Linked DNA regions of Homo sapiens: region 2 is linked to region 1. A link is an interaction called in ENCODE POLR2A ChIA-PET data of the cell type or tissue named here. Cell type or tissue: MCF 10A. All regions are shown on one strand.

What was found. ChIA-PET counts read pairs that join two places held together with the same protein. Peaks named below come from ENCODE experiments on the same cell type or tissue, not always from the same donor. Only the 100,000 strongest peaks of a DNase experiment are listed, where the experiment ranks them.
Region 2: POLR2A ChIA-PET joins it to region 1 with 5 read pairs; 2 of 35 experiments call an interaction of 5 or more read pairs at or near these places.

Annotation. Positions count from the first base shown.
Region 1 is chr2:178,057,115-178,062,114 of GRCh38, reverse strand. The region is part of intron 1 of PDE11A (phosphodiesterase 11A); the gene reads left to right. Among named protein-coding and RNA genes, the nearest start is that of PDE11A, 13 kb to the left of the region's middle. In MCF 10A, no CTCF peak of the experiment used is centred here; no DNase peak of the experiment used is centred here.
Region 2 is chr2:177,878,939-177,883,938 of GRCh38, reverse strand. The region is part of intron 4 of PDE11A (phosphodiesterase 11A); the gene reads left to right. Among named protein-coding and RNA genes, the nearest start is that of PDE11A, 190 kb to the left of the region's middle. In MCF 10A, no CTCF peak of the experiment used is centred here; a DNase peak (open chromatin) is centred at 2,398.

The sequences.
Region 1 (5,000 bases):
CTCTTTTGCCATTCATTTTTAAAATGAATGAACAAGAGGAACAGCCTCTGATTTGATCCTTTCTTTTACTCATGCCTGCTGTGAATAGATAGAAAGGAGTTTTAAAATATAAAGGGCAGGAAAATATTTTTCTACCTCTGACTTAACCAAATTAAGATTATTTGCTATGTTAAAGAACAAAAAGGTCAACTGGGGGAAGAAGAGCTACTGTCATTATAAGAATGTTTCATACTTAAGACTTTGGGTTTCTGTTGAAGAAAAAACTAATTTTGTTCTTCAGAAATAGCCTAAAAAGAATCAGGATCAACCATTCCTGTAGGTAGCAATATAGCAATATTAATCATTTCTTGTGACTACCTTGTGAGGTTATATATTTAATGAAGAATCGCATGGAAATAATTTAATAGAAAATTATATAGAAAGATATGAAGGTATAAAATGGAATAGATATGCTTTCTTACTACCAAGTGAAGTCAAACTTTGCTTCCGAGCCACCTCCTCTCTTTACTCTTCCCTATTTATCTCACCCTCATGCTTGAATTCTAACTTAGTACCTACCACGGGATCTGGCATAGAGTAGACGCTTGGTAGATCATGTTTGAGTAAGTGGAAGAGACTTTATTATAAACTTTATTTTGTCTCAAGACTGACACACACTGATGAGGTCATTATGTGGGTTAGCTTTCTCAACAGGGGTATTATTGGCATCTTGGACAGATAATTCTTTGTTGGAGGTAGGGTGACCTGTGCATTGTAGGATGGTTGTTTAGTAGCATCCCTTGCCTCTCTCCACTAGATACTTGCCTAGTCTGGACAATTTAAAAAGTCTCCAGACATTGTCAAATATCCCCTGGTAGTAAAATCACACCCCCACTGCCCGACTCTGCCAACCACAACTGATATAGGATAATTTGGCAAGAACCGTATACTGCCTTAAGAATAGTCACAACTTCTCCAGCCTGGCCAATATGGTGAAACTTCGCCTCTACTAAAAATACAAAAAATTACCCAAGTGTGGTGGCACGCACCTGTAGTCCCAGCTACTTGGGAGGCTGAGGCAGGAGAATTGTTTGAACCCAGGAGGCAGAAGTTACAATAAGCCAAGATCATACCATTGCACTCCAGCCTGGGTGACAGAGTGAGACTCTGTCTCAAAAAAAAAAAAAAAAAAAAAAAAGAATATTTACAATGGCTTATGTAACAATTCCAGTCATGCTAAGAAAAATTTTATGGGTATGTGCAAAGATTTGTCTATATGAATACTTGTTGCAGTATTATCTATAATAATAATAAATTATCAATCCAAACATCCAACTAGAGGGTTGGATGAATCAATTATGATATATTATAAAAGGGAATATTTAATCATAGGAGATTGCTCAGAGAATACTATTAAGTGAACAAAGTTTATTCAACAGAATCTCAGTTTTCTTAACAGTAACAACAGACGCATAAGGGAAATGGTGGAGTGCATCATTTTCAGAATCAGACCGAATTCGATTCCCAGTTCCACCATATCCAAGGGCTGTGCCATATTTTACCTCTCTAGTTGCTAGTTTCTGCAATTCTAAAATGAGGATAATGATACCTTCTGTCTTAAGAGGTTGCCAAGATTAAACCTGAAAAGTGCTTAACACTGTTTGTCACTTTGTTTGGGCTCAGTAAAAAGAAATTAGAATACTGCATGGTCAAAGGGTGGAGGTCAATATGCCAAAACATTGATAGAGGTAATCTCTGAGTGTGGGCTTATGACTAATTTTTCTCTTCTCTTTTTGTTTTCTTTTATTTTTTTTCCATATATGTACTAATCATTACTTAAAGAAACCATATTTGCTTTCTCAGATACCCTTCCAAAGCTCAGTGGCACACAGGAGTAACACAATGGAAGCTCATTTCTCACTCTTCTGAGGCTCAGCACAGTCTTCCTGATTGATAGATGGCTCTCCTCCAAGAGAGGATTCTTTCCTTCCTGAGCCTCAACACAGGGGTTCAAAGGGTGCTGTCAGCATTAACAGCCCATCAGCAGATGAGGGAAGAGACAGAGAAAAATGGGAAATGAAATGAGAGATTTTCCTGTCCTGTCAGGAAGTGGCACACATTTCTTGCTCATATTTCAATGTCTTTCTAGACTCTAGAACCCAGGGATGTGGCCATAGCCAAGTGCAGGGAGGCTGGCAAATGTAGCTTCAACCTGACCCAGAGTGGGCCCCAGCCCCAGTCCCATCCAGTCACTGCATGCCGTCAAAGTCCAGGGCCTTTAAGTGGTGAGCGTCCTCTCCAGCAGGTCATGATTTTCACAGGCCTGTGCTTGTGTGCATGATTAACTGCCCATAACAAAATCTGAGAGGGAAAGCCAGTTAGGCTTTGGGAAAGGGATCAGAATGGCACAGGGAGATGATTCTTCCTGTTTCAGTTTTCACTCTTCAGAATGGATTGGAGAATAGGACTCTGGGAAATAGGACACTGGAGGTAGGAAATTTGCTAATGAGATTGTTGCCTCTAAGCTCTGAGGGTTACAAGGTCAAGAACTGGGATCAGACCCAGCTACATAATTTATAGGACTCAGTGAAAAATGAAAACAGGGGTCTTTCTAGGGACAGGGAAGTCAATCTCCCCTTCCCTAGGCCAGCCCCTGCAGGCAGCCACCCGACCCATGGTAGATGGGCAAGCCCCAAAAGATGACAACCTCTGTGCCTGACAAGCTTGCTACCTGGATCAGGGGTGGGCAGGAAGCCCCCATAGAGTCACTTAATGAACATGCCATGGTGCTGCCGGCCTGGGGTGGGGACATCCCAAGATGGCCAGGGCCTTTCCCTACCCAGGGACACTGACTCTCCCCATACCCATACCCTGGACCCTGCTAGACACAGAGGGCAACAGTAGAACACAGGTATCTCTGTTCATTGACCCTGTTGCAGCCCTGAATAGAACAAGGCAGGGCTCATGGAGCTAGGGCAGGAGGCAGAGGCTGAGAACCCATCAGGAGGCTGGACTGTATGTGAACCTCTGAGGCATGCTCCATCAGACCTCATGTACAAAATAAAAATTCCAAAATAAAATTATTAAGAATTTCAAGATAATGACTGTAGTGCATTAAACTTCAAGGGTGGGTTTGGGGACTCTTCTTGGCACAGGACCCTGGGTGAATGCACTGGATGCAGGCTCATGGAGCCAGACTGGAATGAGGCCTAGACTATGACTTTGTCAAGATAAATAATGAGAATGGCAAACTCTCCATGGAAGTTCATTCTTTTTTCCACTAACTTCCATAGTAATTTATCTGTATGACTCTTGCTATTTATTCCAGTTTTGGTTGCTTTAATTTTGGCTCACCTGTCTTTCTCTCCATTAGACTGTGAGCTCCTTGAAGGCAGATGCTATGATTTTCTTGGCTTTGTAGCACTCCCTGTGTTTGGCATGGTACCTAGCACATAGTAGGTAGATACTCAATAAAAATGTTATATGTTACATGAATAAATGAGGGAAAGGAAATGTATTAGTCTATTCTCATGCTGCTGATAAAGACATACCCGAGACTGGGAAGAAAAAGAGGCTTAATGGACTCACAGTTCCACGTGGCTGAGGAGGCCTCACACTCCTGGCAGAAGGCAAGGAGGAGCAAGTCACATTTTACGTGGATGGTGGCAGGCAAAGAGAGAGCCTGTGCAGGGAAACTCCCATTTTTAAAACCATCAGATCTTGGAAGACTCATTCACTATCATGAGAACAACACAGGAAAGATCTGCCCCCATAATTCAATCACCTCCCACCAGATTCCTTCCACAACATGTGGGAATTGTGGGAGTTACAATTTGAAATGAGATTTGGCTGGGGACACAGCCAAACCATATCAGGAATATAATGAAAAATTCAGTCACAGGGTAAGTGGCCTAAATACCAGCACTGGGTTACAAGGTCAGATTAGGACCAGGGGGTTTAGCTAATAATGCTGAGCTAGGGGCCAGGCGCAGTGGCTCACGCCTGTAATCCCAGCGCTTTGGGAGGCCAAGGTGGGTAGATCATGAGTTCAGGAGTTCAAGACCAGCCTGGCCAACATGGTGAAACCCTGTCTTTACTAAAAATAGAAAAATTGGCCGGGCACGGTGGCAGGTGCTTGTAATCCCAGCTACTAGGGGGGCTGAGGCAGGAGAATCGCTTGAACCCAGGGGGTGGAGGTTGCAGTGAGCCGAGATCACGCCTCTGCACTCCAGCCTGGGTGATAGAGTGAGACTCCATCTCAAAATAAATAAATAAAATAATGCTGAGCTAGGGCACTTGTAGGCCAAGAGTCCTTGCATTTTCTCATACATAAGGGTAGGACAGGTTCCCTGGTCAACTGGTCAGGTGCAGGGCTATCATGCTCCAGGCTGTGACTGTTGGAGACATGAAGGTTCAGGGGATCAAGCAATTCATCTATTACCAGTAGAGAAGAGGAATGAACAAGGTTGGAAGGATGGAGCAGGAGAGAAAGACTGTGACTCCAGTGGTGATGATGTAGTTAATAATGGCAATGTTGGAGCAAAGAAAATGTATTCTGCATTTCATATGTTTATTTAAATCACCGTGGTGATATCTTTTGGGCAAGGCAGAGTGATTTGCTAGGGAGAATATAAAAGGTCAGGCTGGGAACTCTCTGATGTAAGGGTGGTAACTTGAAGCACATTAATGTATGTAAAGAGCCAGAGCTCAGCCTTTGGTGAAAGCAAATGCTCTGCCACCACCACCACTTCTGCTTTCCCCTGAAGAACCAAGAGCACAGAATATTTATGTTTTTCTAGTCTGTACTTCTCTACTTGCTTCCAGGAAGTGTCCTCCAAGATTGTCAGATTTGTTTTTGGACTCAAGATATTTTTATTTGGATTATCTACCATTACCCTAGAAACTACTTAACCCCCGCAATTCTTCTAAAGTCATCTGTGACCAGTTTTGTTAAACAGCTAAATGACATTTCCAAAGACAGTGATCACAACAGTTAATGCTCCAAAGCTCAAAGGAATAGT
Region 2 (5,000 bases), 180 kb after region 1:
TCCTCATTCCTTGTTTACCAGTTCTAGTGGTGGCTAGATCTTTCCATGGCTTCTCTTCACATGGATATCAAAATCACCTCCAGGATCTCAAAATCACCCTTCCCTTCTCCCCTCCCTCCCTCTTGTGTAACCTCAGACCTAGGAGTATTAACTGCTTTCCAAAGTTGCTAGTGCCTGGGTGCCTCACCATTCCTTATGGGCTTCTTTTCACCCTACCCACACTTCTATAGCTTGCCCCTTTATTGAATTATGTTCAGTTAAACTCTTTTGAGAGTTCTCTATTTTCTCCCAGAACGAACTGATTTGTTCCCTCAGCCTGGGAAACTTCCCCCACTTGTCAGCCTAGAGCGTTCCTGCTTGTCACACAGTTCACATGAAGACTTCCTTAACACCTTCCTCTGTGCACTGGTAGCATTTTGGACATACATTGTGGTGAAACATTTGTGAACTGTTTGCTTCTCTGTACTGTGTTGTGAGTTTCTCAAGGATAGGATATGGTTTGTGCCCCTTGGTGTTTATAGAGCCTATAGCAGTGCTTGGTGCACTAAGTATTTGATAAATGCTGACTGCATGAATAAATGATTAGAGTAAATTGGCATAAGTAAGAGATTTATTAAGAAGCATAGTAAGAGATGATTGTTTAATTCATTCTTTTTCTTTTTTTTTTTTTTGAGACAGAGTCTTGCTGTGTCACTTAGGCTGGAGTGCAGTGGTGCATCTCGGCTCACTGCAGCCTCCACTTCCCAGATTCAAACGATTCTCCTGCCTCAGCCTGCTGAGTAGCTGGGATTACAGGTGCATGCCACCATGCGTGGCTAATTTTTGTATTTTTAATAGAGACGGGGTTTCACCATGTTGGTCATGCTGGTCTCGAACTCCTGATCTCAGTTATCTACCCACCTTGACTTCCCAAAGTGCTGGCATTACAGGTGTGAGCCACCACACTTGGCCTATTTAATTCATTCTTTTGCCATTTTGAGTAGTCCTCTTATAGAAAAATAGAGATTCAGAAAATTAGAAAACAAAAATCATGATTACTTAGTAGATAATTTTTATTTTGGTGCCCGGAATATCTATTTGAGTATAGTTTTTATTTTTTTAACTTGTTTTTAAGTTAAAAGAACAGAGAGAAGCCAGACCAACTAGCACTTGATAAATATCCAAATCAAAAAGACTTCTGTCCATGGAGCTTTTCCAAAGAACAAGCAGGGAGATGTTTTGTTTACTTCACTTGGCAGGTACACTCCCTTCCCCAGGGTGCAATAATCAGGGCTGATCAGCAGCAAAGGAAGCTTGAAACCAGTTGTTTTGTGTCATTGATTTAGAAACCACTTCTGATATTTCCCTTATAAGATTCTCTTTTTTACTTAGTGTGTGTATATTAATTTATTTAATCCATGTTCATTTAGTAAATGTATAATAAAATCAAAGTTGGATTTAGATAGTAAACTTTTAAAATTAATAAAACTAAGAATTATATAATTGGTCCAAGTCAGGAATAAAGCATAAATTCTATTCTATTTTATTTATGCCTTCACCTATTTGGTATTGGTCATAATTTCTGCAATGTCATTCTATATATCCCGTTAAATTATATCCAAATATTTAAGCCGTTTTTGCTGTTTTATTTTTTAACCCAGGTATCTGACTATAAACAATTTTCTCTTTGAATGCATTATATTTTCAATTCTTTTTAAAAATATAAGTTGTCTGATGCTTTGAGGAGCAGCCAATGGCCTGCCTGCCTAGAATTTGCTATTCAAAGACACTTGTGAGCGTGAAAGTGGGCACTATTAATAATTGTCCCTGGACAACAGGCTTAATTGGAGTGGAACTGTCCCCTGCCAACTGGGGATATATCCTCGAGTATATCTCTTACCACTTACCCTGGTGCCTAAAATTTCTATCATTGCAATACTGTTTCAAATTAAAAGATTATGTCTCCAAGAATCCTCTTTCTGAATATAGCTATATTACATGGGAATATTAATACATTAACCTATCATTAGCCATTAACAATTTAGCAAAAATAACTGATCTGGCCTAGAAATGGCTCTACACCAGAGAAGTTGGCAAACTTTTAAAAATAAAGGTCTGTCTACTAAATATTTTAGGCTTTGTGGCCTGCACGATCTCAATTGCAACTATTCACTCTACTGTTATAGTAGAAAGCAGGCACAGACAATACTTAAATTAATAAGTATGGCTTTGTTACAATGAAACTTTATTAATAAAAACAGGTGGTAGGCCAGATATGGCCCATGGGCCATCCTTTGCCCACTCCTGCTTTTGAGGACTGAGAGGCTGGCAGATGAATTTACATCTCCAGAATTATGTTACTTCTCAACTGTTCATCTTGCTGCCTCATCACGGACTAATGCCACATGTATATTGCCTTGCCAAATAATCTGATGACTCAGGGTCAATTTGGCTGTGAATCTAACCTCAGAGGTCAACTCACCTTGCACTTTAAATTTTTCTTCTTTAAAATGTTGCAGTAGTTGTGGTTCTCCTGAGAAACAGAACCAATAGGAGACTAGATAGATAGATGGATAGATAGATAGATAGATAGATAGATAGATAGATAGATAGATAGACAGATAGATGATAGATAGATAGAGATAAAGATATTTATTCTAGGAATTGGCTCACATAATTATGGAAGCTAAGAAGTCCCACAGTTTACTGTCTGCAAGCTAGAGAACCAGGAAAGCTGGTGATGTAATTCAGTCTGAGTTCAAAGACCAGAGAATCAGGAGTCCCAGTGTCTGAGGACAGGGGAAAAATGGATGTCCTAGCTCAAACAAAGAGACCACATTTGCCCTTCCTCTTCCTTTCTATCTGAGCCCTCAGTGGATTGGACAATGCCCACCCACATTGCTCAGGACAATCTTCTTTACTCAATTTATTGATTCGAATGCTAATCTCTTCCAGAAACACTTCACAGACCACCCAAAAATAATGTTTTGCCAGCTATCTGGGCACCCCTTAGCCCAGTCAAGTTGACACATACCAATTAACCATCACAAATGTTAAGTCTTAAAAGGTTAGAGACCTTATTTATTATTTCTTTGGTATCTCCCTGTGCTATCCAGTACTTTATACACACTGGATAATCAATATTTAACCAAAGATCAGTAAACATCAGTATCTTCATTTTTCTTCTAAAGACACTAATGAAGATTAGTATCTTCATTTTTCTTCTAAAGACACAGGAACCTAAGAATTATGATATAAGTGTAAAGTTAGGGAACATAGTCTACAATACTTTCCTCATTCCTGACACCATTTATGAGTTTTGGAGTTCCCAAGACCATGCTAAGTTTCAGTAATTTGCTAGAAGGGCTCAAAGAACTCATTGAAAGCTGTTACACTCACAGTTACAGTTTACTACAGGAAATCATACAGATTAACATTAGCATGGGGCAGAGTCTAGGAAAATTCCACATGTGGACTCTGCTCATGGAGTCATGGATAGTGTCAATGTCTCCTGGCTATCATGTGTGACAAGATGCATGAAATTTTGCCAACCGGGGCCTGAGCCTTAGTGTCTAGAGTCTTTATTGGGGCTTGATCACAAAAATAGGGTTGACCTGCCCATGCGGCTGACCTCTGACTCCTTTCCTCCAGTGGTCAACTGATACCATGTGTCCCAAAGCTCCCACCCAAATCATATTGTTGGTGTGGCTTGAAGCCCCCATTCTAAATCACACTGTTACTCTTTGCACATTAATCAGGCATTACAAGGGTTTAGAGATTATCTCTCAGGAGCCAAGGACAAAGGCCAGACCTCTCTTTAGGGAAGGTTCAGTTCTTTCCTACATACAAGGTCAATCGTGGTTCATGAATACAGTGTCTGACTTTGATCATGGCACCATAAGCCATTTTACTGGAGGACACAGCTAATGCATTCTATGGAATGCTGAAGTTGAATGATACATAGTCCTTGACTTTCCCCTTATACATTAAAAATGAATTTAGAAAACAAAACAAATAAAAGTTTTGTCCCTATTTTTCTTTTCAGCTTGTAATTTATGTTGGAGTAAGATGTTCTAACATTTTAGAAAAAAGTGTTTTTTCCTTTTAGTAGTTTCTCCAACTTCTTTTACAAGAGTTCAAACATCCTGTCATTTCATTAAGAGATGTATATATCTTATCCATTCTCTGTAGATCTACAGGTTCTATGGCTTTGAAACGCTATTATTTCCTATTCCATTTCTTATATCCCTCAGTTGCTATTCCTCAGATGGAAAAAATATTTTTAAAAGATCTTTATTTTCTTTCATTCTCTGGACATTTCTCACATTTGTTTTCTTAAGATGTGAAACCAGAAGTGCACTTATTTTTTCCAGGGAGCACTAGTTTTGAGGAGCCAGGGCAAATTAAGCTCCCTACCATAAAGCAAGCTCCATAACTGCAGAGATTTTATTTTCTTTTACTTTCACATTTGTAATTCCATTGTACACTACACTGCCTGACACATAAGACGGTACGTATTTGTTGTATTGAAAGATAATTTTCAAAAAGTTAAAAACTTAACTCTTGCAGAAATCTAAAGCAAGCATGTATCAAAGATTTGTTTAACTCATCAAAAAGAGAAACCGCAGAGTGGCAAAGTTGGTTCTAAAATAGGCACTGAAAGAATGCCAGCATAAGATTGCTAGATTAGCTTTTTAAAATGGTTACTACCAGTCAGGATAATACAATTGTAACCATTGAGCTTTTCTTTTCTCCTGCACAGAAATCATTTGCATCTTTACTTGGATAAAATTTATTTGTATTGCTATCAGATTTGCAGAAATTAACATCTACTCTTACCACGCTGTAAATTATTCTAATCAATAGTAAGAAGTAGGCCAAATGAAGCATTCTTATTAATATTGGAGAATTTAATCTCATTTATCAGATCAGGAATTAAAAAAATGTCCTGCTCAATTTTGAAATGCAGAAACAATTAACAGTTTATTGATAATATGATTAATCTTATACCAAGCCAAGTG